Regions from separate parts of the Homo sapiens genome. Here region 1 is linked to region 2. Evidence: chromatin loops called from intact Hi-C (ENCODE). Cell type or tissue: ascending aorta. All regions are shown on one strand. Each heading gives the region's core, and the rest is flanking DNA. Links, peaks and the distances in the headings are about the cores only. Region 1 overlaps MAGI2 (membrane associated guanylate kinase, WW and PDZ domain containing 2). Region 2 overlaps MAGI2 (membrane associated guanylate kinase, WW and PDZ domain containing 2).

The links. A loop is a pair of places that touch in the nucleus more often than their neighbours do. Peaks named below come from ENCODE experiments on the same cell type or tissue, not always from the same donor. Only the 100,000 strongest peaks of a DNase experiment are listed, where the experiment ranks them.
Region 1: a loop joins it to region 2, with 2.0 times the contacts of the local background. A loop is called at or near these places in 4 of 110 quality-filtered maps.

What each region holds. Positions count from the first base shown.
Region 1 is chr7:78,203,963-78,220,227 of GRCh38, reverse strand. All of the region lies in intron 10 of MAGI2 (membrane associated guanylate kinase, WW and PDZ domain containing 2), which reads left to right. It overlaps LOC124901684 (a long non-coding RNA gene), which reads right to left. Exons shown (of 3, transcript XR_007060400.1): 2 at 7,615-7,875; 3 at 4,985-5,326. Among named protein-coding and RNA genes, the nearest start is that of DDX3ILA1, 220 kb to the right of the region's middle. In ascending aorta, for the core only: no CTCF peak of the experiment used is centred there; no DNase peak of the experiment used is centred there.
Region 2 is chr7:78,143,679-78,159,943 of GRCh38, reverse strand. All of the region lies in intron 16 of MAGI2 (membrane associated guanylate kinase, WW and PDZ domain containing 2), which reads left to right. Among named protein-coding and RNA genes, the nearest start is that of DDX3ILA1, 160 kb to the right of the region's middle. In ascending aorta, for the core only: no CTCF peak of the experiment used is centred there; a DNase peak (open chromatin) is centred at 8,417; H3K27ac peaks cover 2,027 bases.

The sequences.
Region 1 (16,265 bases), core at 4,804-9,803, 62 kb before region 2:
GGATGGGGTAGGAGTTCTAGGTAGAAATGGGCCCAGCAGGGCAAAGATAGAGTTGTCACACAGCCCAGGTGTTCTGAGAGCTGCAAATGGAGTGGGGCAGACAGACAGAGGGCTCTGAGGTGGAACTTTGTAAGCAGTGGGGCTGGAGCTGCAGGCAGGGCCAGGTCATGGAGTAGGTTGTATAATAAGGAGTTTGGACTCCATTCTGCAGCAAATAGGACACCACTATAGAAGAAAAGAGAAGTACTATGCTCAAATTTGTGCCTTACAAAGATTCCTCTAGCAGCAATGGAAAGAATGGATTGGGCAGGACAGGAATAGAGGAAAGGAAGGAATAGTTAGAAGTCATTTACAGTACTATAGGCAAGAAGTTCTGAGGTACTGGGGCTCTGAATCAAATAGTAGGAAGCAAGAGTCGAGAGAAGAGGTCAATACCAGCGACATCAAGGAATGACAGAATGTGAAAGGGAGGATGGAATGGACAAATTTGCAATGAGCCCCAGGTTTCTGGATTGGAGAATGGTTTGCTATAGCACCATGACTGTTGGAGAAGGGCAAGTTGTGGGGGAAGAGATTACATTCATTATTGGATGTGAGTCTGTGGGCCCTGTAGAATAGTCAGTGTAAATACAGCTGAACAGTTGGTCTTGACATCGGTGGGGGGGAAGGACAAGGCTGATTTAGAAGGAGATTAGATGTTTTCAGTAGTACGAGAGGCCCTGAGGATAAAATGAACTCAACCCAGGAGAATGCCTCAGTGAGAAGAGAAAAGTGGGTGCAGATGGAGGAAGCAGGTGTAGCAGATTCAGCAAAATGAAGTCATACCTTTGTCTTGGTAAGCTGTCCAGATAGACAGTGCTGGGCCTGCAGTAGCCATTCAATCAATATGCATTTAATGATGAATAAGTAAATGAATGAGTGAGGGAATCGTTGAGAGAGAAGTGAGGGGCACTTAGTGTAAGTAGCAGAGGTCAGGCTTAGAAACACAGCACTACCAATTCCTCTCCTGCAGACAGAAGCTAAAACCATGAGAGAGAGGGAGACCCCAAGGGAACGTGTATAAAGTGAGAAAATAAGGACTCAGGAGTGAACCCTTATCTCATTAGGAAGGTAGACGAGGCACGTTCTCCACGATCCTCTGTAAAACATTAGTCATCATTAATCAGAGCAGCCCAGTCAGCCAGAGCAGCCATTAGAGACACAATTTGACCTTCATCCATAGCAAAGAAGATAATGTTCCAGTTCCCCTTCACGTGGGAGGTAGACGAGGACAGAAGAGGCACAAAATGTCGGCTATGATGAAGCACCAGGTTCGGTATGAGCAGGTGCCAGCTGTGAAGAGGCGCTGTTGGGCTGTAAAGTGTGGTTCTCGACTTGTTAATTCCATTAGGAAAAAACCTAGATTAGTCCCCACTGACGCTGTGTGAAGAATCCAAGCTGAGAATGAGCCCCACGCTACTAATGCAGCTTCAGAAAGCAAAACAGACCCACAGAGTCCCTAGGTGGGTCCAGGTGACACAAACACACTTCCTTTGTCATATGCAGGTGACAGAGGTGGCTCATACTTTTTCAAACCCTGTTTCTCTTTAGAAACCTGAAAGCCAACATTGTTTGCAGGCTTCTTTGTTAAGTGACTTGAAGATGGGAAATTGTTCAAAAATAAGCTGTCAACTTAATTGAATTCAATTCAGCTGAAAAATATTGTGGTATCACTAAAAGTTAATTGTTAACAATATGCTTGTTAACAATACAATTATTAACAAGCATGGCCCCTGCCTTCACTGTTTTTCTAAGATTAAAACCAAAATAAAACATGGTGTTATTTAGTTTAGAAGTCAACTACTAGTGAGTTTAAGTGCTGATTTTCCCCTTCTCTGAAAGATTTACATCACTTCTAGTGATTGTCATCAGCTCCATGATGATTCAGTGGGAAGCCCTCGTATGTACATCTGCAAAGGCAGAATCCATTGGCTGGAAGGTCCCCTATGGTTCCAACATGCCACAGACTTGTAATACATACATCATGACTCAACCAAGGCACATTGCTGGCAGCCCAGGAGAACTTCCTTCAGTCTCTCATCTATGCAATAGAGCAATAAAATATTCTTGAAAACTTCAGAGTTGTAGAAGGCTCTTGGCCTAACCATATCTGGCTCCCTCAGTGCCATATATCTGTGTCTATTCTCTTTCCAACCCTAGTTCTGCCCATGTGGGACATCAGAGGGTCTCCAACTTTTTTTCCTAAGTAAAACGGCAGCTTGAAATGATGCCCCTTATAGTCATGCATCTAAGTAAATACACAGGAGATTATGATGTGCCAAGAACCTCATTCTCTGCCACTACAGCCCCCAGGCTACCAAGTGGTCACTATTGCTGGCCTCTTCTGTTCCATTGAATATAAAACCAACAAGCAACATCCAAATAATTATTACAGGTCTTTGTGCTGACCTGAAAGATTTTAGGACAAGATCATGGCAAGTAACTAGTCTGCTAATTGCATAATGCCCTGCCATCTTGCTATGGCAAATTGGTGTGGGAAAAGAACTCTAGACCTGGAGTCAGAGAGGGTGTGGGCCAAGTCTCAGTTCTGCCATCTCCCTGTTGCATGCCTGGGATGCCATCAGAACTCTACTTCCTTCTGTAAGATATGTGTAGTCATCCCTTTCCTGCCTCCTTCACACAGATTTCATAAAGAATGTGACAATATATCCAAAATTGCCATTTCAATGACAAACTGCTACATGAGAGATACACCACAGAGAAATAAAAATTGAGTATTGGTAAAAATACATTTTGATGTTTCCTTTCACGCAACAAGTATTTATTGAGCACCTACCCTACACTAGGTACTGTGCTAGGAACTGGAGAATGAATACATACACGTAAGATCCCTGCCCTCAGGAAATTAAACCCATAGGGGAGAGAAAAGTTATCCCAGAAACATGCACCTGAATTCCAATTGTAACAGATGCAAAAACTTTGGCCCAGGGAGGTTAATGTAAGGGGTTGTTAAAGGTTGAATTGTGTTCCCACCCTCAAATTTATATATTGAAGTTCTTACCCCCAGTACCTCAGAATGTGAACTTATTTGACATAGGGCCATTCCAGAGGTCGTTAATTAAAACAAAGTCATACTGGAGTAGGGTGAGCCACTAGTCCAATAGAACTTGTGTCCTTATTAAAAAGGAGAACATTGGAGATGCCATCCCCTGTGTGCATGTCTGTGAAGATGAAGGCAGAGATCTGAAAAGCCAAGGAATGGCAAAGATTTCCAGCCAACTCCAGAGGCCAGGAGTGAGGACTGAACAGATCTTTCCCCAGCAACCCTTAGCAGGAACCAACCCTACCAACACCTTGATCTCAGACTTCTAGCCCCAAGAAGTGTAATATAGCAAACTTCTATTATTTAGACCCAAAGAGGGGAAATACCTTTACGAATTAGTGGTCTCAACCATGGAAATGGGAAGTAGCATTGAGGTTTATGCAGCTATGAGAGCCTCTATCGGGTTTGGTTTAGACAAGTCTGGGAAGTTACCTCTGAAGTGACCCTGGAGCAAACCAAGATCTAAAGGAGAAACAGGAGTTAGCTGGGTCAGCAGGGCAGAGAAGCAGGCTCAATGACCTTGTGGTAAGAGGGAGACTGAAGAGTCTGAAAGAAGGTCCCTGTGGCCGGAGGAGAGAAAGCAAAGCACATAGGAGCTGAGCACCAGAGCGAGGTGAGGCTAGAAAAACGGATGGGGAACAGACTAGGGTCCTACAAAGGATTTTCACTTTGTTCTTACAAGCATGGGGAAGCCAATTACAAGGTTTCAAGTAGATGAGTGACATGATCAGATTTATTCTTTGAAAAGACTGTTGTGACTACACTGTGAAGAGCAGATGGATGAAGGTACGAGCAGGAGGCAGGTAGGTTGGCTGCAGTAGGCCAGGCAGGACCTGACAGTGAATTACTCAGATGCAGCATGGGACATGAGAATTGAGGACTATTTAGAAAATAACCACAGGACCTGAAATCAACTTGAATTGCTATGGCACAGGTTGTTATTGTTGGACTCAGATAACAGTTTAAATATGTCCCAGGGTGAATGGTGATATTTCCTTAAAACATGATGGCAGATTACGCCTGTCTCAGCATTGATGCTAGGACTAGGTATTGACACTCTTACATTTTCTCCACCTTGATCTCTTCATACTTTCAGTTCATACTATGACTATTTCATTTTTTATGTATCAGTGGGAAAGAGATTAGCATGTTTACCAGAAAAATTGTGCCAAAATAACAAAGCTAATGCTTATTTAACTGCTATGCCTCATAAGTCTACCCCAGTCTTGCAACAATTGGAGAATTCTCCCATTAACCAAAGGCACTTTACATCTGTGCATTTTTAAAAGGCCAAATCTGTGGAAGATTTTATTTCATTAGAGATATGTTCACTCAACTCATTAATAAAAATTAGCCTCCACTTTAAAACAGAGTGGCAAAACAGTGCCCACTTGCTACCCCCTTTTCCTCCATTCCCATGGCTGGGGTTGCTAATCAATAAAGATGATTTCCTGCTGAGGCCGTTGAGAATCCCCACCACAGCACTCCAGGCAGCAGTTGATCAGAGTTGGCAAAAGAATGGACTCGTTTTCCATCTCCATTTTAATGCTATGTAAATCCCTTCTTCCCAAAAAATCATCACTCTAAGTGCATAGTTACATTTTCCTCCTACCACAGGTATGGTTTGCCTGTTTTCATCAACAGCATCTACAACAGGTGGTGTTGATGTCTTACTCATATCCTCTCAGCTGACCCAAGTCCACAGATGGCTGGGATGCTTCTAGCAAACTGATAGTTCTACCTCAAGCACCAGCCTCTTATTCTGTAATGAAGAACTTTCTGTGGCACCACAGATACTTCCTCAGCCTTAAAGCAGGCACAACCGAGAATGCAGGAGAGTTAACACCATAGGAGAACAATCCTTATCCCCCCATGTTCTCGTGGTTTTTCAGAAGATCCACGATGAGACTAAGCCCCAGCTGCTCAACACAATAATCTATTCATTAACGTTTCCCTTCCCTGAATCACTTTCCCCATTCTTCGCTTTATGCTTCGTAGAGTCACCCAAGTCCTCCTCTCAGGGTCTGCTTTTGTGAGAACCCAAACTAAAATGACATCCGTGATCCTCTTTTGTCTTCATGTGATGTAAAACATTGACTCACCAGTAGTCAGTAAGGTTCCTCTTGGTGATCCGTGGACTGTGATGCAAGCTGTGACTCTCTGCTCCACAGCAGAACCATTAGAATTATCTTTTCTTCTGCCTGGGAAGTTCTACAGGAGAACCTGGGGATACGAAAAATAAACAGGGAGAAAGAGAAGTCAGTTGCACCAAGAATCCCCACTGTAAAGCAAACAAGTTTGTTCTTAATCCCTATTTCTTGCTATTGTAGTTATGAGAAAATACATTGCAGGGGTAATCCTCTGATGATTTTTGTGCTTTATCTCCACAAGTAGTAACAACTATTGTTAATCAGGGAAGCCATAGTCTTAAGGGAAGATTGATTTCAAGTCTTAGCTGGTTAGTCAAAACAAGAAATAAACATCAGTTCTACCTATATTCCAGATCTTACTTTTAAAAAGTAAAAGATCTAGATTTGTAGACCAAAGTAGAGATAGAAATAAATTGCTCTTAACATTAATAGATTATGCTAAGAAATCTTAAAATGACATCAGGCCAAAGTCTCATATTGATATCTCATATCTCATATCTCCCAACATCCCAGTAAAGTGCCAAGACATCAAAAAGATAGTATCAGGGATTCACAGATTCTAGCAATAATTGATTTTTAAATGGAGGATGGCATCTATAACAAAATAGGTAAGTATTTTAAAAAGGAATGTTTAGCCTTGAAGATTAGAAGAGCATGACACTGAAAAAGATTTACTACAGAAAACAAGAAACTCAGAAAACATACTTGGGATCCTCAGATGCTAGAAGATGTAATATTTAAAAAGGAGAAATGGGCACGGCCGCTCAAAATGCAAAGACCACACAAAGTAATGCTTGATAAAGAAGTCTGAAATAGACAAATCAGTGGGCTTCGGATTACCTCAGCAGGTGAAAACATTCATTAACATCAGTGAGAACCAGACCTGATGCTGCAAGAAGTTAATGATGTAGAGGTCAACATGAGGAGGTCTCCAATTATGGAGCAGTAGGTCTCACGTTTTATTCCAACTCAACAGCAATCACATGCACATCACTCTCCCAGGTAATTCTGGTTTGGATTGGGTGTTTCAAATAGGAGACCAAACCTAGGCTGGGGAGGTTGGGGGAGTAGTATGCCTGAGTTACCAGAGGAAGGGAAAGAAGTGTTAGAAGGAAAACCTTAGATTAAATTTGACAGAGTTTGAGCAAAGAATGATTCGTGAATCAGGCAGCCCTCAAACCAGAATAGGTTCATAGACACCCCAACACTGTCGCATGATCGACAAAGATTTATGGACAGAAGCAAAGTAACCTACAAAAATGGAATTGAGGTACAGCTCAGATTGGTTACAGCTTGACATTTCCCTGATTTGAACACGATTCGAACAGTTGGCTGCCTTTGGCCGAAACTCTGGCACAAGAGCAGGTTATGGTCTGTTTACACATCCAGTTAGATTAGTAGTTCACCATGTACAGAGAAACTCTTAGGCTGAACTTAAAATAGGTAAGGAGGCAGCTTTAGGCTAAACTTAACAGAAGTGTGAACCAAGAGCTTTGACTATGACCTCTTGGAGGAGAGGAAGAAGCATGTCTCTCTTTTGATAAATATTGATCGTAGGGAGTCAAAGGACAAAAAAATTCAGGACTCTAATAAAAGAGTCAAGATCAAATCTACAAATAGAATAACCTTTATCAGGACTTCTGGAATGTGCATTAGTCACCTGGGGACCCTGTCAAGATGCAAATCTGATTCAGTATAAATCTTAGGTCTGAGATTCCTAACAAACTCCCAGGTGAGGCTGATGCTGCAGGTCTCAAACCACATCTTGAGTAGAAAGACTTCAGAGAAATCCCAAAGCAAATGCTCTTGCTATAGTCCAGGAAGAATTGATGAAAACAAATTAACACTTAGGCATATTCTGGTAATTTATAAAGCACTAGAAAGGATTTTAAAGTGCAATTTTTCTGGGAGGAAAATGAAAGGTGACTTACCAATAAAAATTGAGCAGATCCAGGCTTCTCCTTCCATCACTAAATATCAGAGGACAATAGAAAAGTCTTGGCTGGGTGTGGTGGCTCACGCTGTAATCCCAACACTTTAGGAGGCCAAGGCAGGGGATCACTTGAGCCCAGGAATTTGAGACCAGTGTGGGCAACATGGTGAAACCCCATCTAAAAATACAAAAAGTTAACCGGGTGTGGCAGTACATGCCTGTAATCCCACTGGCTACTTGAGAGGCTGAGGTGCAAGAATCATCTGAGCCCAGTAAGTCAAGGCTGCAGTAAGCAGTTGAGATCTAGTTTCATTTGAAACTAGAATTCACATGGAAGTGCTTAGGAAAGATGCCAGCTATATGGATTTGCTACTGCTACCATAATACATTCCTTACAAACTTAGTGGCTTAAAACAATATAAACTGACCTTATAGTACTGTAGGTCAGAAATCCAGCACAGATGTCACTGGGCTAAAATCAAAATGTCAGCACAACAGCATTCTTTTCTGTAGTTGTTAGAAGAGAATCCACTTCCAGAGGCCTCCAGCACCCCATAGCCGGTGACACCCTTCCCGTATCTTCAGGGCAGCTGCAGCAAGTCAGAGCCTCCTCACGCTGCCATCTCTCTCTAGCTGCAGCCAGGAACGTTTCCTCTCTTGAAAGGACTCGTGTAGTAGGTTGGGCCCACCTGTATAATCAAAGATACTCTTTGCATCTGAAGGCCTTTAGCCTTAATCACATCTGCAAATTATCTTTTGCCTTGTAAAGTAGCCTACACGCAGGTTTTGAGGATAAGCATGTGGATATCTTTGTGGGGGCCACTGTTCCACCTATCACACCAAACAATTATTTGAGGAGATACATTAAGAGAGGAATCAAAATTCAAAATCCTCAAATAGAGAAGTACTGGTATAAAACGAACTGTAGCAAGCACTAAAACTAGTTAAGTTGCGTAAATGTAAATAATCGTATAAATACTTACAGGAAAATGCAAAGTTAGAAGCAATTCATAAAAGAATAATGGTAGCATAATCATTGAAGCTGGAGGCACAGTCTATACTAGAGCACAGAGACTGGAGTGAGGTTAAACCTTCTCACCTAACCAGGATCAGGAGGAACTGGAAAACTCCAATGGGATGAAAACAGTGATTGAAAAAGATAAAGCAAATCAAAACAAGTCGTAGTCCATACAGCATAAGGCAGCTCAAAAGCATTTAAAAGTAAGCTTAAAAGAACAAAAAGTGGAAAACAGTGAAGGAAAAATAACATGCATCTGTTGTGGCAATAAATTGTTGAACACCTTGCTGAAAAGCAGACCTCTACTTTGTAGAAATAGAATTTGAAATCCATCAAAAGCATTAAATGAACAAACATTCCACTTTATATTGATAGAATGTAAAGTGCATTACTATTAAAATAGTTTGTTATTATCTTTACTTTGTTCCAGAAAAAAGAATCTGAGCCTCTGAGAGGTTAGGGGACTCAATCACAGTCATGCATCTGTGAGCCACAAAGCAAATCCAGGGTCTCCCTCACAGCCCAGGAGTCCATCCTGATAGCATGTGCCCACCCATATATGTGAGACCACATAGCTAGTGAGAGGTGGAGCTGGGACTAGAACCCAAGTCAGTTTTACCCCATATTCTGTGTGCATAACTCTCACTCCACCACCTCAGAAATTGTGTTCCTGTTTCTATCTTTGCCTCATAACCAGGACCCCTAAGATTCCCATTGATCTTACCAATCTCTGCCACTGTAAGTGAATTCTCCTGTCTAGTCCCATCCCTCCCCATGGGGCAGATCCTGGGGGGTTCACCCACTGAGAGATCTGCTCCAGCCTCTTGATAAGGATTTGGGTGCCTCCTCTCCCAATTAAGGTGAATGTCTCCCCTGGTGCTCTAGATCACACCCTCTCTTGTCTCATGAAATGATTTCACCAGTTAGCCTCTTTCCTACTGAATCTTCACACTGTCTCTACTCAGGTTCCTTCTCATCTGGATGTTAGCATGCTTATCCCACCAAAAAGAAATCTCTTTATGGAGGGCTTTATTCCCCTGTAGCCACTATGACACTGCTTCTTCAACCCCATAACCATTTCTCAGTCCCACTTCCTCACCTTCCATTTCTTCAAACCCACTGCAATCTGATTTCTGCCTTTGTCTTGGCAATTGAACTGCTTCCACTGAGGTCACCAGTGACCCTCCTCTCTGACAAACCAATAAAAAGTCTTGTATTATGAATATTTACATCTACTACTTCTTGAAGCTTTCTTTCTACTTGGATCTCTGTTACTTTTCAAACACTTCACTCATTCTTCTACAAATCCAAGGATTTCACTTTTCATGCAACACAATTTTGCTGCATTATTTTAAGTTTTACCTGACACATATCTCTGAGCACCACACAGTAGAGCCAATTACTATAGAACTTAAACACCTAAACTCAAACTCATTTTGGTGCAAACTTCAAAATGTAGTTCAAACTACATTTGAACCCATACTCCCAAAGGCACCTCCGACTTATTTTGCCCATAATCTAACTCATGAGACTCCACTCAAACAAGCCTCTTTTTTTATCTCAGCCAACAACACCATCATACACTCAAGTTCCCAAGCTAGAAGTCATCACAGATTTCATCTTCTCCTTTATAGTACTTCTCCATCCCCAGCAAATCTCCGGGACTCATCAGTTCTCCCGAGTATCTTTTGACTATGTCTCTGTATCCTACATTCCTCACCCTTCACTACCATTACTGAGCCATTCAATTAGGTCTACTGAAGTATCCACTGTGTGTCAGGTATTTGCTAAGTACTGGGGATACATGATGAAGAAAATAGGTATAATATCTCCACTAATGGAATTTATGCTCTAATGGGGGAGATGGACATTAAACTAATAATTTTAAAATTATGACATTAATAAATATGATCTAATAAATATAATTACAAATAGAACCATATAAAGGAAAAATGCAGGATACAATGAAAAACTATAATAAGGAAACTTGATTAACAATGAAAGGTCAGAGACATCTCTGAGAAAATGATACTTAAGCTGACACATAAAAAAGGGTCAGAGATAGCTATGTAAAGAGTAAGAAAGAGTGGACAAATAAAGGAGTTGGTGCAAAGGCCCTGTGGTTAAAAACACCTGGCTTAAGGAACTTCAACAATTGAAGAGGAGTGACGCATGCTCTGGCCAAGGAATAGGTAGCAGCCAATTTCTTCAGAGCCTTGTAGGTTTTGCGTTTCGTCTCAACTGTAACAGGAATTCACTGAAGGATTTTCAAGCATAATCAAATTCAGTGACATCGTCAAATTTGCTGTTGTTTCAGCTCAAGCAAGAGAAAATAGGGCGTGAATTACAATGGTGGCCATGGAGGTAAATAGAAGGAGATTTGAAATAGATTTCGGAGACAGAAAAGACGGAAATTTGGTGGTATGGAAGGAAAGGAAAGGAAAGTGTTAAGAATGACTTTCAGGCCAGGCACGGTGACTCACACCTGTAATCCCAGCACTTTGGGAAGCCATGGTGGGCAGATCATGAGGTCAGGAGATCAAGACCATCCTGGCCAACATGGTGAAACCCCCATCTCTACTAAAAATACAAATTTTAGTGGGGCGTGATGGTGCACGCCTGTAGTCCCAGCTACTCGGGAGGCTGAGACAGGAGAATGGCCTGAACCCGTAAGGCGGAGCTTGCAGTGAGCCGAGATCGCGCCACTGCTCTCCAGCCTGGGCAACAGAGCGAGACTCCGTCTCAAAAAAAAAAAAGAATGACTTTTAGGTTCCTGTCTTTTTTTTTTTTTTTTTTTTTTTTGAGACAGAGTCTTGCTCTGTCGCCCAGGGTGGAGTGCAGTGGCGCGATCTCAGCTCACTGCAAGCTCCGCCTCCCGGGTTCACGCCATTCTCCTGCCTCAGCCTCCCAAGTAGCTGGGACTACAGGCGCCCGCCACCACGCCCGGCTAATTTTTTGTATTTTTAGTAGAGACAGGGTTTCACCGTGTTAGCCCAGATGGTCTCGATCTCCTGACCTCGTGATCCACCTGCCTCGGCCTCCCAAAGTGCTGGGATTACAGGCGTGAGCCACCGCGCCCGGCCAGGTTCCTGTCTTAAAACCTCAGAGGGCAGGTGAAATTTCCCAAAATAAGGAACACTAAAGAGTGAAGAGTGGATTTGGGAGGAAAGATAAAAGATTCCATTTCTGTATTGAATTTATGATGCTTGTAAGACACCAACAACTCAATAAAGATGTATTTAATGTTGGTGTAAAATACCAAACAGACATGTAATCCATCTTAAATTACTTTAAAATCTTTCTAGATGGATTTCCCAAAAAAAAAAAAAAATGCTATACATTCACCATTTTTTAAAAAATGTCAGAACTGGATTTTTCCATTTGCAAGTATTGATTGCCTTCCACATTTTCTTTGCCAATTTTTTACAGTGTGCCATAAACCCAGAGCAGGTTTCTCTCTTTATTCCCCTTATCTTGCTCAGAACATAAATAAAAAGCCCTTTGTAGTTGTTAATATTTTCTTCCAGACTCACCTCACTCTGAGTTTTAGCCTTCCTAGCACAATTCTTCCTCTTCCAGTCCATTCCTTTATTCCTGTTTAAGGCTTTTCACCTTGCCTGCATTATTTTGAACCTATCCTTTATATAGCTGAGTTTATCAGAAGACAATATGTGCAGATTTATCCTTTTGATAGTCATTGGGATTACTTGAAATGGTTGGATGGCTCTCTCCATAAGGAACAAAGCCAGGGGAGAAATGGCTGTTTGAAAACAATTTTACAGTGTTTCTAAGAAAAACACTTTTATTTAAAAGGTACAGAAAGGATCGTTTTTAAAGCATTGCAGAGAAAGCCTCAGCTCCCCATATTAAAAAAAAAAAAAAAAAAAAGCCACTTTGGGAGGCCGAGGTGGATGGATCACGAGGTCAGGAGTTCGAGACCAGCCTGGCCAAGATAGTGAAACCCCTTCTCTACTAAAAATACAAAAATTAGCCGGGCATGGTGGTGGGCGCCTGTAATCCCAGCTACTTGGGAGGCTGAGGCAGAGAACTGCTTGAACCTGGGAGGCGGAGGTTACAGTGAGCCGAGATCAGGCCACTGCACTGAGTGACAGAGTGAGACTCCATCTTAACAAAACAAAAAACAACAACAACAACAAAAATGGATTCTGCAGGTCAAAGATGGTAGTTATGTGAAATTTTCTTTGCAAATTGAACGTATTGCTTGGCTAACACATGGTGATGTGATGTTTGAGTACTGGCAGTAGTGTGTCTTCCACTCTTGCTAAGGGACAGGTCTTTTCTTAGCCTAGGTCAGTTTCATTAGGAAAAATTGCCCTTTTACCCACTTCGAGCAGCTTAAACAAATTATCTCAAAGAACTGCAGGGCTTAACCCATTTAATGAATTTTAATAAGGAATACATGAATCAGTCAAAAACCAGAAAAAAAGTGAATAACATTGAACTAGTTCTCATGGAAATTAGCTCATGACTCTGCTGGCTTACATTTACCAAAGGCTAAATTTTTGATGGAAAGCTTAGGTCTGTTTTCCAGGCTGTGGGAGAATGGGAGGATCTTTAAATTAAACATTAATTTTATTAGTGGTATTTTTCTCCATCCAATTAACCCTAAATGGAGATTATAAAAGCCCTGGGGCTTTTTTTCCTCTTTGGGAAACTTTTAAAAAACAGTTTCTTGTATTGAAAGAGTTTCTCCATAATCCCTGAAATATTTTCAGAAATGTAGTGAGAATGTGAATTCAGTTTATTCCCTACAATCCTTCATAAAAAAGGATAATTTAAGAGGTAGAAAGGTCTGTGTGGGTGTTCAGGTGAGTTTCCTGTCTTCCAGCAGGGCATCACAGGGACTGTGAAAAAAAAACTCTCTCCATTTATTACTTTCTCTTTTTTCTCTCTTACACATGTGATATGTGCACACTTTTGTTCTCTCTTTTCACTTTTTTCTTTTATTGCTTGAAAAAAATTTAATTGTGGTAAAATACACATAACATAAAACTTATCTTACATCTCAGTGTACAGCTCAACAATGTTAAGTGTATTCAAATTATTTTGTCTCCTTTTCTTATGTAAAACAGAACACACAGCTTTAGGGCATGGAAATCAGTAGTGAAACATATCTTTGTTTAAAAGTCGTTCCTACTCCTCTTCTGTGCTTAAAAAAAAGAGAACTAGAAAGTGTTTCCCCAGCATCTCCATCATATTTAGTAACTGCAGAATCCCCTATGAAATACATGACGTTGTAACAGTAATCTTCAAAAGTAGAATCATATGTTCTAGCAAATATTTCAGCTAAAGGAGAAACTATTTCACATTCTGCAAATGGGAGTTCAGTGTATCGACTGGAATACAGAAGGATGTTGAAAGACTTAGTTCTGTTTGGGAAAATTCCTGAAAATCTTGAAAAGTTGTCTTGGCGGCCAGGCGCGGTGGCTCACGCCTGTAATTCCACCACTTTGGGAGGCCGAGTCGGGTGGATCATGAGATCAGGAGTTTGAGACCAGCCTGGCCAATATGGTGAAACCCCATCTCTACTAAAAAATACAAAAATTAGCTGGGCATGGTGGCACACACCTGTAGTCCCAGCTATTCAGGAGGCTGAGGCAAGAGAATCGCTGGAACCCGGGAGGCGGAGGTTGCAGTGAGCCAAGATCACGCCACTGCACTCCAGCCTAGGCAACAGAGCAAGACTCCATCTCAAAAAAAAAAAAAAAGAAAGGAAAAGGAAAAAGAAAAGTTGTCTTGGTGTTATGCCAAATTGACGATATCATGATAGATTAAAGTTGCTCTTCATTGTATTTTGAACTCTTATTTGAATTGGGGTGATTTTAAGAAAGTTCATAATCTTTTTGCCCTGTGAAAATAAATAATAATAAAACTGTTACCACACAAATGCACACCCAGAGAGGGGATCTCCACTTCAGATCTACTGTAAAGACATTGATGTTCTTTCATTTTGGTTATCATGTGTCAGGAAAAGTAAGTTCTGAAAAGAGCCACTCTAATTTGCATCAAGCAGTTTGAAAATGGCCTTTTGTGGCACTAGCATTGGCCACAGCATCCTGTATCACATGAGGTGCCCTCAGTCCAGGATCCCAATGAGAAGGCAGTCAGCACAATGCAATGATCTGTATAGCAAATGGAATGTTCTAAGGTTTCTCAAAATCAAGATTCCTGACAATAAAGGAAATAGTAAATATTTTCAGGGCTTTTTTTTCTGAATGAAATAAATATTACCTGCAGTAGATGTTACTATTGTGTTTTTATTTTAAAATGGTTACCAGGGACATATATAAATTGTTCTCTATATAGGATGACCAGATTTCGCAAATAAAAATATAGAATTCCTAATTAAATTGAATTTCAAACAATGAATAATTTTAATATGAATAGGTTCCAGAAGTATCAAATAATTTTTAATAGCAGTATGTCCCATGTAGTATATGTCTCATGCTATATATGGAACATACTTACATCCAAAAAAATTATTCATTGTTTTCTCCAAAATTCAAATTTGGCTGGGTATATATTTTATCTGGCAACCATATTTCTGCAGTTCATTAAAAGTTGTATTTTGGGCCAGGCGCAGTGGCTCACATCTGTAATCCCAGCACTTTGGGAGGCTGAGGTGGGCAGATCACTTTAAGCCAGGAGTTTGAGACCAGCCTGACCACCATGGGGAAACCCCATCTCTACTAAAAATACAAAAATTAGCTGGGTGTGGTGGCAGATGCCTGTGGTCCCAGCTACTCAGGAGGCTGAGGAGGGAGGATCGCTTTAGCCTGGGAGGTAGAGGTTGCAGTGGGCTAAGATCACGCCACTGCACTTCAGCGTGGGGTGACCAAGTGAGACCCTGTCTCAAGAAAAAAATAAATCGTGTTTAGTTGACATGTAGATTTAATTTACATTTCAATAATGAAATCAGTGTTGTCTTTTTTCTTCTGTCATTTTCAAGTACCAGGATTTCCTGCCTAAACAATTTGCAATGTGTGTCTGTTTCTCTGCCCATCTCACTATGCTCTTAGATGCAGAGTTACAAATATATTCTAGTTTTATTTCTGGTTCCAAAGAAGACAGATTTTACAGGTGTAATCAGTTTTGTGCTTTATATTAAAACGCATCTATTTAAAAATAAATTTTAAAAATGCATCTAGTTTCTATATTAGCTACATCTAAATTTTTCCATTTATTCTCTTTTGTTTTATGTTCTTATCCATATTTCATTTAACTTACAACTATATCTTGAGCTCTTTTGCTTTTATCATAAGACGCAAGATTAAATAAATACATTTGCATTTGTACACACACAAATGCACACTCAAACACACAACAAGTTGCTAAGGATAAAAATCAATACATGATCAGTACGAAAAACATGAGTCAGATCATTATAAAAAAAATTTTAATCCCACCAGAGAATTCTAATATACAGCTTTCTACAGAAGTAGGGGAAATAAAGACCAGAAACTAAAACAAACTATTACTATTACTATTATTTTAAAGAATATGGCTCTTTTTCTATAAACTTGGTTTTATAGTGAAGACTACCTCAACTCAGAAAGGCTGAAGAAAAGGTTTTCTGTATCTCTGTTCCTGTTTCCCTATGAAAATGGGTGAAGAGATGCCCCAAAATTAATATTTTCAGGAGAACCAAGCCTAGCAAAATGCTTAGAATTGAGAAAGGCTAGGACGCCAAGCGAGGTGTAATAGTTTCTGGGTGATGAGGGGAATAGTGTCCTATGATCTGTGAGGCAAGCAGCAAAGGCGAAATTTAGCAAGCAGTTTTTAAATAATCATGCCCAATAGAAATTATTCCATAATTATTATTAGAAATTATTCCATTCACATGGAGTGTGGAAATTCACCACACAATACATGCATATGCAAAACTTCCTAGATCTCAGAAGTCTTATCTTGCTTTTGTGATCTATGTCCTACCAGAATAATTTCAGAAATAAGCTCAATATAATAACCAGCATGTCTCTTCAAGGACTTGACAGTTTTGATTTGGTTTTTAGTGCTTTTTAATTTTAATTGAAATAGACT
Region 2 (16,265 bases), core at 6,033-11,032:
TCAGAAGACTGTCACGGACATACTGTATAGCCTGAAAGCCACAGGCTGTGGGCACAAATAAGGCATCCATACCACTGACTAGCAGACAGTTACTGACCTCTGGCTCAAGAAGAAGGCAAGAACACAACTAATGCCCTCAACTCCTCCACCCCTATAAAAGCTCTTCATTCATTTGTAAATTAGGAAGAAAGGAAAACAGAGTGATATGGTAATGTTGCCTTGAAAGGAGGGGTGCTTCCTTTTATGGGTTGGTCAGGGAATGTTCTGTAAGTAACTTGATTGAGAACTGTTCAACAGAATAGAACCAGACATGCAAAGGATCTGCAGAAAAAAATCAGTCCAGGCAGAAGGCTTAAGGTGGACGCCAAGCTTGGCATCCAAGAAATATAGAGAAGCCCAGTGCAGCTGTAGTACGGGGAGCAAGGGAGAGTGGCAGGAGGCAGACAGTGCTGGCTTCATGTGCTCTTGGTAGGAAGTCTCAACTGTAGTCTAAGTCCATGGGAACCATTGGAGGGTTTTAAGCAGTGGACTGAAATCTGACTTATATTTGTAAAAGATGAGTCTAAATGCTTGTGGAAATTGAAACCAAAGGGTTGGGGGTGGGGGAGAAAGCAAGAGTGGAAGCATGAGATATAGTCAGAAGGCCATTTAAACATCCCTGTAGGTTCAGAGACACTGGTGACTTTGTAACTGCCCAATGGCTTCACATTGCCCGCTGCCTAGCAGAGCCAATTTATCAAGACGGGAATTGCGATGGAGAAAGAGTAATTTACGTAGAGCCGGCTGTGCGGGGAGACAGAGTTTTATTATTACTCAAATCAGTCTCCCCGAGCATTCAGGGATCAGAGTTTTTAAAGATAATTTGGTGGGTAGGGGCTTGGGAAATGGGGAGTGCTGATGTGGTTGGGTTGGAGATGGAATCATAGGGGGTCGAAGTGTGGTTTTCTTGCTGTCTTCTGTTCCTGGGTGGGATGGCAGACCTGGTTAAAGCAGATTACTGGTCTGGGTGGTGTCAGCTGATACACTGAGTGCAAGGTCTGCAAAATATCTCAAGCACTGATCTTAGGTTTTACAATAGTGATGTTATCCCCAGGAGCAATTTGGGGAGGTTCAGACTCTAGGAGCCAGAGGCTGCATGACCCCTAAACTGTAATTTCTAATCTTGAGGCTAATTTGTTAGTCCTACAAAGGCAGATTGGTCCCCAGGCAAGAAGCGGGTCTTTCAGGGAAAGAGCTGTTATCAATTTTGTTTAAGTCAAACCATGAACTGAATTCCTTCTCAAAGTTAGCTTGGCCTATGCCCAGGAATGAACAAGGACGACTTAAAGATTAGAAGCAAGATGGAGTCGGTTAGGTCTGATTTCTTCCACTGTCATAGTTTCCTCGGTTACAATTTGGCAAAGGCAGTTTCACCCTCCCCTGGGTAGCAGTAGAGGGAGGAGAAGTAGATGAACGCAACTTCTGAAGCTCCTCCAGCTCTAAGGTTCTATGATCCTATACAACAGGTGACAGTCATAGCCCATATTTGTCTTCCAACTGGCCACCTTTTCAGATTCTCAGGCTTCCTTGGTTGTTTTTCCTTTTCTACCACAGTCTTCCAGAGCTCATTCAGCAGCCTGCAAGCAGTAGAACAGAAGAGAGGATAGGAAAATTTGTGCATTTTTCATGTTGAAGTGATTTGGCCCAAAATGTTGGGTATGGAAACACGAAAATAAAGGAGCACTAAGAGAAAGTAAATAAATGCACGTACGTTGTAGTCCTAAAATTCTTATAAACTGTGGGAGTTTCTAGCACATGTGGGATAGGGGAGGGGTGAGTATTAAGCAATACTCAAGAAATAAAGTTGTTGAGAATGAATAAGAACTTTATGTGATAAAGTTAATGTTATCAAAAAAATAAAAATAAAAGAAAGAAAGAAAACCACCAGAACCTCATGGAGAGAATTGCCCTGTTTGGCTTAAGCCTTGATAAATTCAGGAGTGAAAACTACAGAAGCATTAAACCTCAGCGAATATGTGCAGAAGCCAAATTACATACATCTGAAAGTACAATTTCATTTCCCTTTTTCTTCATGAAAAGCTGAAGAAATAAATCCAATCTTTAAGCATAGACTAAAAGCAGAATTCTGTCAGTACGATGGATTCACCAAGATTAAAAGGATACAAAACTAAGGATTTTCATGAATTATATAAACAGCCTTCCAATAATTTACACTTGAGGAAGGTGTTCACAGAGAGATTTTGCAGCCATTCCAGTCTTTCCAATTGTTTATTGGGGCAGAATACCTAAAGGACTAGAATAAAAATAAAAAGTATATGGCCACAATGAAAGTGTTTAGCATGTAGTTAAAGTCTCAGCTTTGTTTGAAGTATAACAGCCTTATTTCTAAATGTATAGGGGAATGTGTGTGTGTGTGTGTATGTATGTGTACATGTGCACTTACTATGTAAAGAAACTACAAACACTTTTCCTATTGCAAATAAAATCCATGCATAAGTAGATTTGGAAAACAATAGGTGCAAATGCTTATAATTAACATGTGAATTTTTCTTCCTACCAAATGGCATCAGACTGACCTCCAAAATTTAATTCTAACCACTTTCAAAATGATATTATTTTACTTCACCCTGGAGAGTGGAAATATATCCTACAGTTCATGATGCTTCATGGCTTTTCTTCACATGTTTATTTCTTTTCAATTTAGGGAGTTTAAAATGCAAGTTGCCCCGTGCTCTGTGGCAAAAGCAGCTTACTCACTGATGGCACGTTGCATTTACAGTATGTAATTTGCAACATGCACCTAAAAGCTTCCTGGAGCTGATGCTACCTCATACTTAACATCTGTGATAATTTTGAATTCTAATTTTGAAGAGAAATGCGAAGTGTCTCGTGAATGGTAAAAAGCCATCCTTGTGCCACATATCCCTGGTCAAAATATCAAAGGTTTTGGGCTCTCTGAGACTGACCGAGGTTTATGCTATCAGGTACTTAAGAATCACGATCATTCCCAGAGTTTGCATTGTTTTACTCTTCAGGTCTTACCCGAGCCCAAGGATCATTAACATATTCACTGTTTTTTGTTTTGTTTTGTTTTTGTTTTTTGGGGTTTTTTTTTGGGTTTGTTTTTTTTTTCGTGGCTTCGGGAGCTTTTTCTTGGTGGACTAAGTGCTGTTTTGCTTTTGATAGGAGCATCATTACATTTAAGCAAGAAAAGGGCATGGTTAACAGCCCAGGTGCTACAATCATCCTATCTGGACTTGAAACATGGCTCTATCACTTACTAACCATGTGACCTTGAGGAAGTTACATGACCTCTTTGGGCCTCAGTTTCCTCGGTGTGAAGAAAAGAACACTTTAATACCTCAATCATGGGGTTGCCATGAGAGTTCGATGAATATGTGGAAGTGCTCAAAAGAGCACTGGCTCAGAGTAAGCACTAAATATGTCATTGCTGCTATCTAGATATCATCCCTTCTAGGAATTATCTTTCATTCCACCAGCTCACTCTTGTCGAGTAGTGCAGAGTTTACTCTGGCTATAGGTTCTGTTAGCCATTAGTCAGAGCCACCACTCTCCCAGGGCAGCTAAATCTGGGCCACAGATGAACATATCTCTGAGGGAAGCTTCCCCTCCCTGTCCCCTTCCCCACATGTGGCCCTTCTGGGAACACAGTCTTTCTCACTACCCACCAAATTACAGCCTAGGTCAGCAATGGGGGCAACTGGAGTACTGGTGGCCAAGTCAGTCCAGCTGAGGTGCCTTTGCTGAGGCTTCAGGCTAGAATTGCAGTTTTCCCTCTCCAGAGTTCACAAGCCAATAAGCTATAAAAGTAATGGAAATCATCGAAATTCAGACTCAAGGGGATGTCTTTTAGAATCTCCCTTGCAAACATGTTGCTATTAAATATTATCAGAGGAGAGAGGAGAGAAGAAGGACCCAAATGTAAACTTTCCCTCCCTATGGATGGAGATACGTCCATAGCTTCTTCAGCCAAGACAACAACTTTGCCAAGCACAGGTGATGCTCAGCTAATTGGGAAACTGGGAGTTAGGGTTTCTTACTTATTTGCTGGCATTTAGTAATGCTCTTTACCAAAGGCTGACAGATTTGTTTTCAAAATATTATTTCCCCAGGAAATAAGGAAAAAACTTTATATCAATCAATGTAATGAAGGAGCAAGCTGCTTCCTTCCGAGGTCAGTGACCAAGTAGGCCAACCATTGCATAGGAGTAGACAGGTTTTAGAAGCTTAGAAGCTTTCTATCTGTAGTGCAGGAATATCTTTTTGCTTGTTTGTTTGTTTTGTTGTTTTTGTTGTTTTTTGAGCCATGGTCTCACCCTGTTGCCCAGGCTGGAGTGCAGTGGTGCAGTGGCATGATCTGGGCTCACTGCAACCTTCACCTCCTGGGTTCAAGTGATCCTCCTCCCACCTCAGCCTCCTGGGTAGCTTAGACCACCATGCACCACCATGTCCAGCTAATTTTTGTATTTTTAGTAGAGACGAGGTTTTGCCATGTTGCCTGGGCTAGTCTCAAACTCCTGGGCTCAAGTGATCTGTCCACCTTGGCCTCCCAAAGTGCTTGGATTACAGGCATGAGCTACTGTGCCCAGCCAGATTATCCTTCTTGACTTCCAGTGAGAACAGGGAAGCATCCTGGGCATGTTGGTCCCATTATGCAAAATATTATGTATTTGTTTCAGACCTTAACATTGGGCCCAAGGGAAACTAAAGTGGTTTCCAGAACAAAGCCTTGAATAAAAATAAACTGTAATAGGCAATTTCACTTTAAATTCTTAAAAAGATTTGAACAAAGACTTATATGCAAAATGTTCATTGCTATATTATTGTTAAGCATAGAAAATTGGAAATAATGTTAGAAACTTCACCAAAACAGATAACTTTGGTGTATTTGGGAAGTTTGAAGCATTTTCTGCCATTGACTAACTGTTTTCATTCTCACTGAGGTCTGCATGCACAGGTTAGAGAAGACTCAGGTAGCCTATGACTCAATGGATTAGATGCTTGCTCTGTAAAATGTCCCAGGGGCTACGTGCAGTGAGGTTGTCAGGCCAATCCTTGGTCCTCCCTACTCAAAACCCAAGTCCTGACATCCAGGTTTTATTGTCCAGCTGTAGCACCTGTCCTTATAGGTGCTTCCTACCTCCTTAACAAACCTACTTTCCCACCAGAGGTTCCCAAGAAGGGCTTTGGTACAAGTAATGAAGTGGCCCTTTTCTATAATTTGAAAGTCTCCACCTTTTCTGTCACTTGTCAGGAGGTTATGCCGGAATATATGAGGTAGACACACATGGCAGCTTGGGTATCGGTGGTGGAGGTTGACAGGCTATTGAGGGAATTTCTAAACTTAGATATAGGATAACAAGCAGCAGGTTAGAACATATTCAGGACAGTGGTCATAGCATCAATCTAAACAGTCAGCAGTAGGGGAACAAACTTTTCAATCCTTCCTTTCTTCATTGGTGTTCCTCTAGTGGTGTTGATTTCATCTTCTGTCCCTATCCGCAAGTGCATCACTGGTCAGCACGCTGCTGGCTCCTCGCAATCCTCCAGCTCAGGACTGGTGCTGAAAATCTTTGTTTCCACATGTGTGCTTTCTCCAGCATGGGTTGAAGTTTGGACCTGGTCATTCTTGACTTTCCCTAAGGCCACTGCAATCTGATGCTCAGGGAAGGAATTAGTTATCTTTGATAAAGCACCCTGGTGAGTTTCTCGAAGTCCTTGATGATGTCCATAGGCTTTGGAGATTAAAACTTATCCTAGAGATTTTAAAACTTCACTAACAGGTCTTTTATGACATTTTAGAGTATGGTTCCTAAAAGGGATGAAATCAAAATGAAATAGAAGTGATGTGAGTTAGGATTTCCCCCACCAAAACTCACCTCACTAACCATGCAAACACTGAATAATCATTGAAATTAGAGGAGGCACAAAGTAAAACAAAAGCCAAGGTCTCTCTACTCTTGCCTCAAAACAAGGAGATTCAAGCTAAATGAAAAGAACATTGGACAATGAGCCCAAGGCTCACTCCAGCTTGTCCACCAAATATTGTATCCCTTGAGCAAGTCACTTGGTCTTCCTGTGTCCTTTTGTCATTTAAAATATAAAAGAAGATGGTCTTTACATCCTCTTCCAGCTCTAAATTACATGATGCCAGGAATCAGCATGGAAAATAAGGTATTAAGTTAGTTTTGTTGGTGTGTAAAAAAGTATTGGGTAAGTTTGAGGCCTAGATCATATTTTTCATTAGCTAAGCTATCATTTTAACTTTTATTACTTTTACCTTTGATTACATAATGAAAATGGCTCCTAACACTTTGAGTTCTTTTGTTCGTCTCAACCTCTGTCAAGAAATTATCTTAAACAATCACTTAAATACACTAACCCAGCTCCCCTTTCAAGGCAATATAAGGCAGTGTTTTTTCAACCTCCTTCACTTCTTGGCACACTTGTAAATTGATGGCATTTGTATAACAAGCTGAGATAAAACGAATGAGGCTGATGGCAGCAAGAGGCAGTCCCCCAGGAGGCTCTACGCCTGGTCCTCACCAAGCTCACCCAACCATCCCCAACTGTCTTGGCACACATGTAACATTTAAGGCACGCCCCTTTCAGTGGCATCATGTTTACAAAGCTCTGCCTTACAGTAAATCCTCCAAATAGCAACCAATTAGCCATTCATTTTAGGTTTTATTGGGATTTGGGTTGTGGCAGTGAATTTTCTTCAAACCTCCATAGTGAGGTTTGTTCATTGATTGCCTTAAAAACACAGGTAATAGATGCAACTGGTGCTTATCCTAGTGCCTTAGCCTTCTCTATGTCATTATAAACTTTGACCCATCAATGTTCCATCTCCGAAAGTCATTGCTAGAGCTACTGAAATACCCACACTGTTGAACATAGGAATTAGAAAGTGAGTCTCATTCATTTCTCTATTTCTCACTGGTTTGCACAAACAAGTTCCCTTTCAGAGTTCTTAACCAGCTTCTCAACATGTAATGTTCTCTTATTCCTTAAATGAATCCCTGCTTTGGATTCCTTCAACAACACAAATGCTTTTACTGTGGGCTTTGATTATGCTGAGAGTGGCTCACTCAGGAGGCACAGTGGTGTCACCCACAATATTACTGTGAGTGCTTTCATAGCAGAAGAAATAGTGGGGTGGGGAACCTATATAAAGTACTGGTTTTCCCCTCATGTATCTGGCTTCTAATATAACTAATTGAAGCCGAAGATAAGCACATATCCTCAAAATCTCTGGGAAAGCCTACATATACAACAAAGATAAGACTGTATTCATCATCTATGCTGATATAATATGTTTTCAGTCAAGTAAGTCTTTTCACATTTATTATTGTGACTTAATTTCTGTTCCATGAGGTAGCCAGGGGCTAAGGGGGGAGTGGTAGATCGTTGCTAATGATACAAAGTACATCAAGAAAGACCACACTTTCTACATACAATCCAGTCCTCCTGTACCAAGTCCTTGACCATAACACTCCTGATACAAATATCTGCAGGATAAAGCTTAAACACATCTCTTGTCCATTCAAGACCCTGGGGCATCTGTTTTTGCCAGCAGCTCCTCACAGGTTCCATTCCATCAAAGCTGGTTCAGTTATTTACCCTGTCCCAGAGGCCATGTTTTGCCTGTTGTCACTTGGTATGCTTCTCTTATGCAATAATATTTTGTATGAAGGTTTCTCCCAGGCACTGTGCTTGGAATCTTACACCATATTTAATCTTCACAGCACCCCTAGGAGGTGGAGACTATTGCCCAAACAGTAAACATCGCCTATTGCTTACTGCTTCCTGACTTCCCTTCTTTTATTGTGTCTGTTATTGCTATTATAGTCATTTCACTTTTCATGTGTTTTTGTTTTGCTTTCCCCACAAAAGTTGTGAGTTGCTTAAGGGCAAGAAATGGTGGCATTTCTTTGGATCCTTCACAATTCCTGATAGGTTTTTTTCAAGGATTTTCATGCCATTTATGTCGATGGGGCTGTATGCTTCTCATACAGTGATCCAGCGCAATCCTCATCAAAAGGAAGACTGTGACTGGTGCTCTGTCCTAAGTTACTCCGCACCCAAACCTAGCTGTTTCATCTCGCAAAGGTAGCGTGACATATTTTTGACAATGGGCGATGCAGTAGAGGATCACTTAGGGGAGGAATTACATGAAAGCTGGTCCTTGGCCAGAGTGAGAAATCACACGATAATAAAGCAGAACCGGAGCAATGTCCCAGAATACAGAGTTGCCATCAGTTGTTCTCAGCCTGGGTAAATGATTCAGCAGTCAGCCTGGGGCCTGGTGAATGAAGACTCAGATGAGAGAGCACCCTAACAAGTCAGGGGTAGGGAAGCTGTCTTTTTGCCTCTGGCCAGCCCCGGTCATCTTACATTTCTTGGTTGCAAAACCCTTGTTCTCCGAAGGGCCAGGCAGTGGCCTTAATGTGCCCCCTGATTCACCTCTCCTGGAACCAACCCTTGGAACCGTCATCCATCTGTGTGAGCACCACCTCAGCAATAATTATATAGTCCTAAATAGGAGGATTTGGATGGCATCCCAGACTCCTTAGAAAAAAGTATTACTTCAGATTATTTATTCACTTACAATTCTCATTAACAAAGCAACCCATTTCAGTTCCAACTAAACAACTTCTGTATCACATTACTCCTTTATAGGATTGTACTCACTGAGGTCAGAATGAATAGGACCTATTTATTCAATTCCGCTTTTTCAGTCCTGAACATGACTAGTTTTTTTTCCCAAATTACAACCTGGCCGCCTGGTTCCTACTAGTAAGCAAACAAGTGCAAATATATAAATATAAATATAAATATAAATATAAATATAAATATAAATATAAATATAAAGCATCAAACTCCAAGTCCCCTGATACCGGAACACTGAAGCATTTATGAAGTAAAATAGAAAGACAAACGCAAACATTTTACTCTGCTAGCACTAACAAATTTAAGGATCTTTATATTGTAGAATAAGTCTGCAGAGAACACCATCATTCTTATTTATCCTCAAAAAGAGGAGCAATACAATCTATCAAAAAAATCTGTGTGTTCACAATGCATTTTCTAAAATTCTGGACTATTTTTCTTACTGTTGAATAGACCTCATAAATCATGTTTCCCCCACTAGGGAATCATTTTTCAGGAGAGTTCTTATTATTGTGTTCAAAGACTCCAGGCAGCAGCATAAGGTGGATATCTTCTTACCTTTAGCTATTCAGTTGCCTTGAAAGCTCATAAATGGGTGATCAGTGGCCGTTTCCTCTGGGCTTATGTCCTGCAGCTCCTTCTTATTCACTAGATAGTACAGGGAGATTGCAACTGCGAAGAGACCCCAGGCATCATGTACAGGATGATCCTCTACCAATGCAGGATGCCCATCACTCTCCCACATTAGGTTCAAGTAAATTCAGAGCCCGCAGGGCACTTTTGCAAAAGACAGTTTTTCTTTATACTGCATTCAGGGCCTCATGGTGGATTAAGCTCTCTGTGATTTTTTATTTTTCTCTTTCTTCCCAACAATCAACTACATAAGAAAGTATTTCAGAGAAGGGTCCTAATGAAGCTTGTTCCACATGTGGAACCATTTTAAGAGCAAATTGTTAAGTGAACACAGTACTGTTATTTATCACCCTTGTCCAGTCATGTTGAAAGGGTATTATAAGGGGATATTTTTCCCATTTGGCCTGGGATAAAATATTTCTTTTTGATGTCCAGTTTCCATCAGGAACTTAGGGAGTGCTTCTACCGAAACTCTTTCCTACCACACCAAATCTTGGTAAAAGATTTTTTATTTGTGCATTTGACCACCAATAATTTTGCAATTGAAGCTGGATTTGTTCCCAACCAAACTATTCTGAGTACTTGGTTGGAATCATTTCTGCAGATTAATCAGACAGCCTTTTCTGGGTGATGAGTCAGATCACTAGGCATTCCCAAGGTTTTTGCAGTGCCAGAGAAAATCAACTAAATAGTGGAGTGTGCCATTGCCATTTTCATTTTTCAATCTGACCTCTCCAAGATCTTGTTTCTCTAAGCCAGGCAAGGGTTTGCTCTACAAAAATGGCCAGATGTTGGGTACCTGATGAACCATCTGCTTTCAAGAGTGAAGTGCCTAAAACCTTCTGTTATAAGTCTGTTCATCATAAAGATGTATACTTACGGATTCATCATGAGAGGAGGGTCTTCCAGAAAGCAAGAAAGAGCACATGTAAAAGGTTTTGTTCTTATAGTTTTCTGGCACAGAGCAGTTGAGATAACATGAAGTAGAAGAATAGTTCAACTTAGAAATCTTCATTCAGATGTTTATTAGACTTGCTAGATGAACAGCAAGATGAAAAATAGCCACATTCTTGTAGACGCTTGACAAAATTGAAATACAATAAAACCTGGGTGCCAAATTAATCACTGATATTGATGCTTCCTGGTGCTAAGTCACTCTTAGCTTTAATCGATGTGTATGATCACAAGCTTTAAAGCAGACCTCCAGGTACCTACATTCATATCCTAGCGGAATTTATACACAATTATATTTGTCACTCTTGAGCAATGAAGGCAAACTGTTACCCAAACATGCTTTCCAGATATAAGACGGATACATTAGGCATTCCCTACCACCACTGCTAATGCCTTCCTTAAGGTTCTAGGTTAGCACTGTGCAGCAGAACTTTCTGCAATATGGAAATGTTTTATCCTGCACTATACAACATTATGGCCATTAGCCACATGTGGCTGTGGAGCATTTGAAATGAGGCTGGCATGACCCGGAATTTAATTTTTTATTATCTTTGATTTCAAATAATTAAATGGCCACATGATGCTTGTAGCTACCATGTTGGACTGCACAATTCTGGAGTATTATGGTGGTCTTTAAATTACTTCCCTGCCTCCAGCCTAATTCCCACTCTCCCTATGCTTCAGTCTACCCTTCATACTACCTATTATCATCAGACTCATTCTAAGACGAGTCTGATGATCTCACTTAGCTGCCATAATCCATTAGTGGCTCCTCAATTGGCTATAATATAAATTCCAAACCCCTAGCATAGACATTAAGACCTTTCATGACCTGGCTTTCCTTCTTTATTCCAGGGCCCACTGATGTCTGTGCTCACTGCACTCTCACCCCTCACAACACAGACACTGCTAATCCACAGATCTGTGTCTTTGCAAGTCATACCACTGTGACTATGCTGCCTGCTTCCCCTAACCTTGACCACCTGGCAAAGTCCTGTTTGTGTTTTATGACTCAGATTAGACAGGATTTCTTCTCTGAAGACTTCCAACCCTTACACTTTCCCCTGCTCACCTCCTGTCTCCTAGTTATTCTACATCAGTTCCTTTTTACTTATCTCTATTTATTTCCATCCAAAACCTCTTATCTCCTTCTGCTTTTTCACTTTTCCCCCTATTTTAAAGGTTTAATTTCTATATAGTAAAGTTTACCCTTTTTAGTCTATACTCTGAGTTTTGACAGATGTGTTTAGTTATAACTACTGCTGTAATGAATCAGCTGTTCACCCACTCCCAGCCCTGGCAAGCACTGATTTGTTTTGTTCTAAAGTTTTGCCTCTCCTATATAAATGGAATGATACAGCATGTAGCCTTTTCAGTCTGGCTTCCTCCACTAAGCATAATGCATTTTAGATTCATCCATGTTGTTGCATGTGTCAATATTTGTTTCATTTTCAATTGCTGAATAATATTCCATTGTATAGACGCACCATAGTTTGCTTATCCATTCCCTAGTTGAGGGGCATTTTGGTAGTTTCCTGTTTCTGGTGATTACAAATAAAGCTTCTATAAACGTTTTCATATAGGTCTTTTTGTGTGTGGAAATTGGTTTTATTTCACTTGGTAAATATCTAGGTGTAGGATTGCTGATTCATATGGTACCAATTTCCAAAGTGGCTGTACCATTTTATATTCCATGTGTGAAGGCTCCAGATGCTTCCTATCCTTGTGAGTACTTGTTATTTTTAGGTTTTATGGTTTTTTTAATGTTTAGCCATTCCAATAGGTGCATAGTAGTATGTCATTTTGGGGTTTGGGGGTGGTTTTTTTTGGTAGAGATGGGGGTATCCCTATGTTGCCCAGGCTGGTTTTGAATTCCTGGGCTCAAGCAATCCTCCTGCCTCAGCCTCTCAAATCATTTTGGTTTTAGTTTGCGTTTTTCTCTAAAGACTAATGATATTGAAGATCGTTAGTGTGCTTTTTTCCATCTGCATATCTTTGCCAAGGAGTTTTTTTTCACTTTTAGTCTCTTCCCCCTCCAGTATAATTGGCATTTCATTATGGACAACAAAACACGTTTTGAATCTCTTCAATCCTTTTTTATTTCCCATTCATTTCTTACGTTAGCATAATAAAAGTCATTTTGTGATGATAGTCTCAAATAAAATTATGGAAATGTATATTTGCTTAGTAAAACTGAAAACACATATAGTTATAACACTTTAAAATATAAGTCATGAGAGAAAGTACATATAAGCAGAAATCCAAATGAAGTTAAAATGTACAATACTTGGGTAAGAAAGATAAGGATAAGAAAGAGAGACCACATGTGGTGATGGTCTCACTTTTCAAGTCCGGGAACTGACATAATTTATTTGACCATTCAGAGGTCACACTGCAAGTTGTTTTCAAAGTTAATATATGATCAAGATCTTCTAGCTCCTGAACACTTCGCTTGAGGGTCTGTTCATATTTAATTTTATCCAGTCATGCGAAATTGCATTCTTTCAGGTTAAAACATACTGTATACACTGTTAGTGGAACTTTGGCTTGTATGTGTAACTGGAGGGCCAATAAATATTCATGTAATCTTCTGGATAATATATTGAAAAGGACAGCTGGCTCAGGAGGGATCATTTGCCTGGGTTAGTATCTGTTTCCATTTATATTAAGAAAATATTGCAAGAAGTTATTATCTGCCGGAGGGCTTGGGGGAATTCAGTGGAAGTCTGATATTGCATCTGATCACTTTTGACATTTACCTATTGTAACAAGGAAACTGTGTGAAGATAGCCAAGTGACTTTTTACAAAACACAATTTCAGAAGCTATAAAAGGAAAAAGGAGATGGCAGAGATAAAATACACTGGATCTGTAAAAATGAGAAACATGAGTTGTCAGCAACACCTGCTTGTAACTATCAACCATTTCTATTGGGCCTGCTGAGAAGTTACTCAGAGCCAAGTACATTGATGGGTGTGAAAAGTGCTTCAAAGGTAGTCAAGAGACACAGAGGAGAGAAAGAAAGTGTAGTTTTATTGAACATTTTTAACCCTAAACCTGAAGTTGATGAAAGGTAATTTTATGACACTTTCTGAATACTTGAAAAGAAACAAGTTGTCCTTTATGTTTTTATCTCTCAAGACTACAAGTGACAACAGGGCTTTTAAACGTTGGGTACATAAAACTTTAATTTTTTTTCCAAACAGATTCCAAATCTCTAACTGGGGCACCAAAATATTGATTGCAAAAACTGATTAAAAATTACTAAAGATATTTCTAATTTCTAATTGATAGTAGTAAATTATAACTACTTGGGGTCTCATTTCTTAGACCCCAAGTAGTAATAGTGAATGAATGAGAAAAGGAGTGGGCAGGAGTGGTCAAGATATTTCAAAGACAAAAAAGTGACAACTCAGCAGGGCAGAGAAATCTAAAACAGATATGAATAACACAGACCCACTCATTTCTTTAGAAACTCAGGGAGGCCCAGAACCTAAAATACTCGGGACAGAATGGAATAAAACAACCATGAAATTTTTATGTTTAAAATAATAAAGCAAGCAAATATGAAAGAAATGAAAGAAAATAAAAGAAATAAAGATAATTCAGGGAAGAAAAGAAAGCTTCAAAAACTTATTTATAGCCAAAAAATGATATGATATTTACTACAAACTGACTGTTTGTGTCTCCTGCTCCAAAACCTATATGTTGAATCCCTAATTCCCAATGTGATGGTGCTTGGAGACGGGCCTTCGGGAGATAGTTAGGTTTAGATAAGGTCATGAGAGTGGTACCCCAATGATGGGATTGGTGCCCTCATAAGAAGATGAAAAGACCAGAGCTCTCTCACTCCAACATATGAGGATACAGCAAGGAGGTAGCCATCTTAGTCCACTTTGTGCTGTTATAGTGGAATACCACAGACTGGGTGATTTACAATGAACAGATATATATTGGTTCACAGTTATGGAGGCTGGGAAGTCTAATATAAGGTGCCAGCATCTGGCAAGGGCCTTCTTGCTGTGTCATCCCATGGCAAAAGGAGGAAGGGCCAAAAGAGAACAACAGGGGGCCAAATTTGCCCTTTTATAATGGTACTAATTCTACCATGAGGGCGTAATCCTTATGACCTATAGGAGAAGCAGCAGACCAATCCGGGATGCCAATATCTAATGAGAGTTGCAGAAAGAGAGACCAGAAAAACAGAATGGAAATTATCAAAGAAATAGTATAATAAAGGTTCACAAAACCAAACTAAAGGAAACAAGTCTCCATACTGACAAAGAACCATACCAAAATGCACCATTGCAATAATTCAAAACAAAAAAAAAGTACAGGGAAAAATCTTAACAATTTTCAAAAAGAAAAGGTAATATAAGTATATCACATACAAGGAGCAAAAATCCTAATGGGTTCAGGCCTCTCAATAGTAATGCTGGATGCTAGAAGACAATAAAGCAGTGCCTGTAAGTTTCTGAAGAAAAATCATTTTTTCAGTCTAGGAGTTTCATACAATCTAGAATTCTAAGCCAGAATTCAATCAAAAGAAGGTAAAAATAAATGTATTTTCAAACACTAAGAATTGAAAAATTGGTTTTTTCCCTGCATAATTTCTTAGAAAGCTGCTGTAGGATATGCTTCAACAAAATGAAAGAGTGAATCAGCAGGAACAGAAAACCAAACACCGCATGTTCTCACTCATAAGTGGGAGTGGAACAATGAGAACACACGGACACAGGGAGGGGAACAACACACACCAGAGCACATGGGGGGCAGGGGGGCAAGTGGAGAGAACCTAGATGATGGATCAATAAGTGCAGCAAACCACCATGGCACACACGCATACCTATGTAACAAACCTGCACGTTCTGCACGTGTATCTCAGAAATTAAAATAACAAAAAATAAATAAAAACTGAATCAGAAAAACTGACACAGAGTCCACCTTGGAGTGCAACAACAATCCCCACGATGGCACTGTCCAGCAGACTGGAGAGCAAACTACCTACGTCTGGGAGGAAAGTCTTCAGAGGAATAAATTAAATTGATGATTTTAACAGCTTTTGGGGAAGCAATTAATGATGTGAGGAAAAGACACAATCAGAAACCTTGATTAGAAGTGGCGAAAGAAGGAAAGAAACTGTGCAAGAAAATAAATGAAATCATAAACGCTTCAGTGAACAAGATTTACATAGTAAAACCACAAACAATGATAACTGGTTTAACTAAAAATTGTAATAAAACTACTTTGGGATAAGGAGAGCAGGTGGGATGCAGAGGAAGAGTGCTAAATCCTCTATCAGAATAAGAAGTGAATAGATATTGACTAACATTGATAAAATGAGAAACAGCTATGTAGGAATATTATTAGAAATGTGAAGAAACAGCTGAAAGATTTAAAATGTTTGCATTTGGGTCACAGAACTAGAGAGGATGGGAGAGTTAGGGCAAGAGACTAGAATTTTTTATTATAACCATTTTGGTTATGTTTAATTTATTTAAGTTCACACATATATTACTTCAATTAAGTTGCTTTAATGCCTAACACTTCTCATAGAGCTCTTTGAGGAAAGAAATCTATAGATAGGGAAAATGTAAGGAAAACAATTAGCTTGCTATAAGTCTCTTAAATTGTCATCATATTGAGAGCAATTGGTAGTGAGTGGGAGGACTAAAAACATAGACAGCCACTAATTTAAAGACAGAAACAAAAGAGTCTGTGGCCAAAAAAAAAAAAAAACTTATAGGACTATAAGTGAAAGAAAAATGGTCCTAAGATTAAGCAACACTGAATAAGATCATATAGCAGTTTTGGAAATGAGCTGATGAAGCAACATCACAAAAATCCTAAGTTTCATAAAAATAAATTATTCAGATTAAGGAAAGGCCAAAGTAATGAGTACATACTTGACGTATTTTTCTCTATGCATATGGACAGGTTAGTTTGGGAATGACATACGATTTTTTAAATGGGCAATTTAAACTG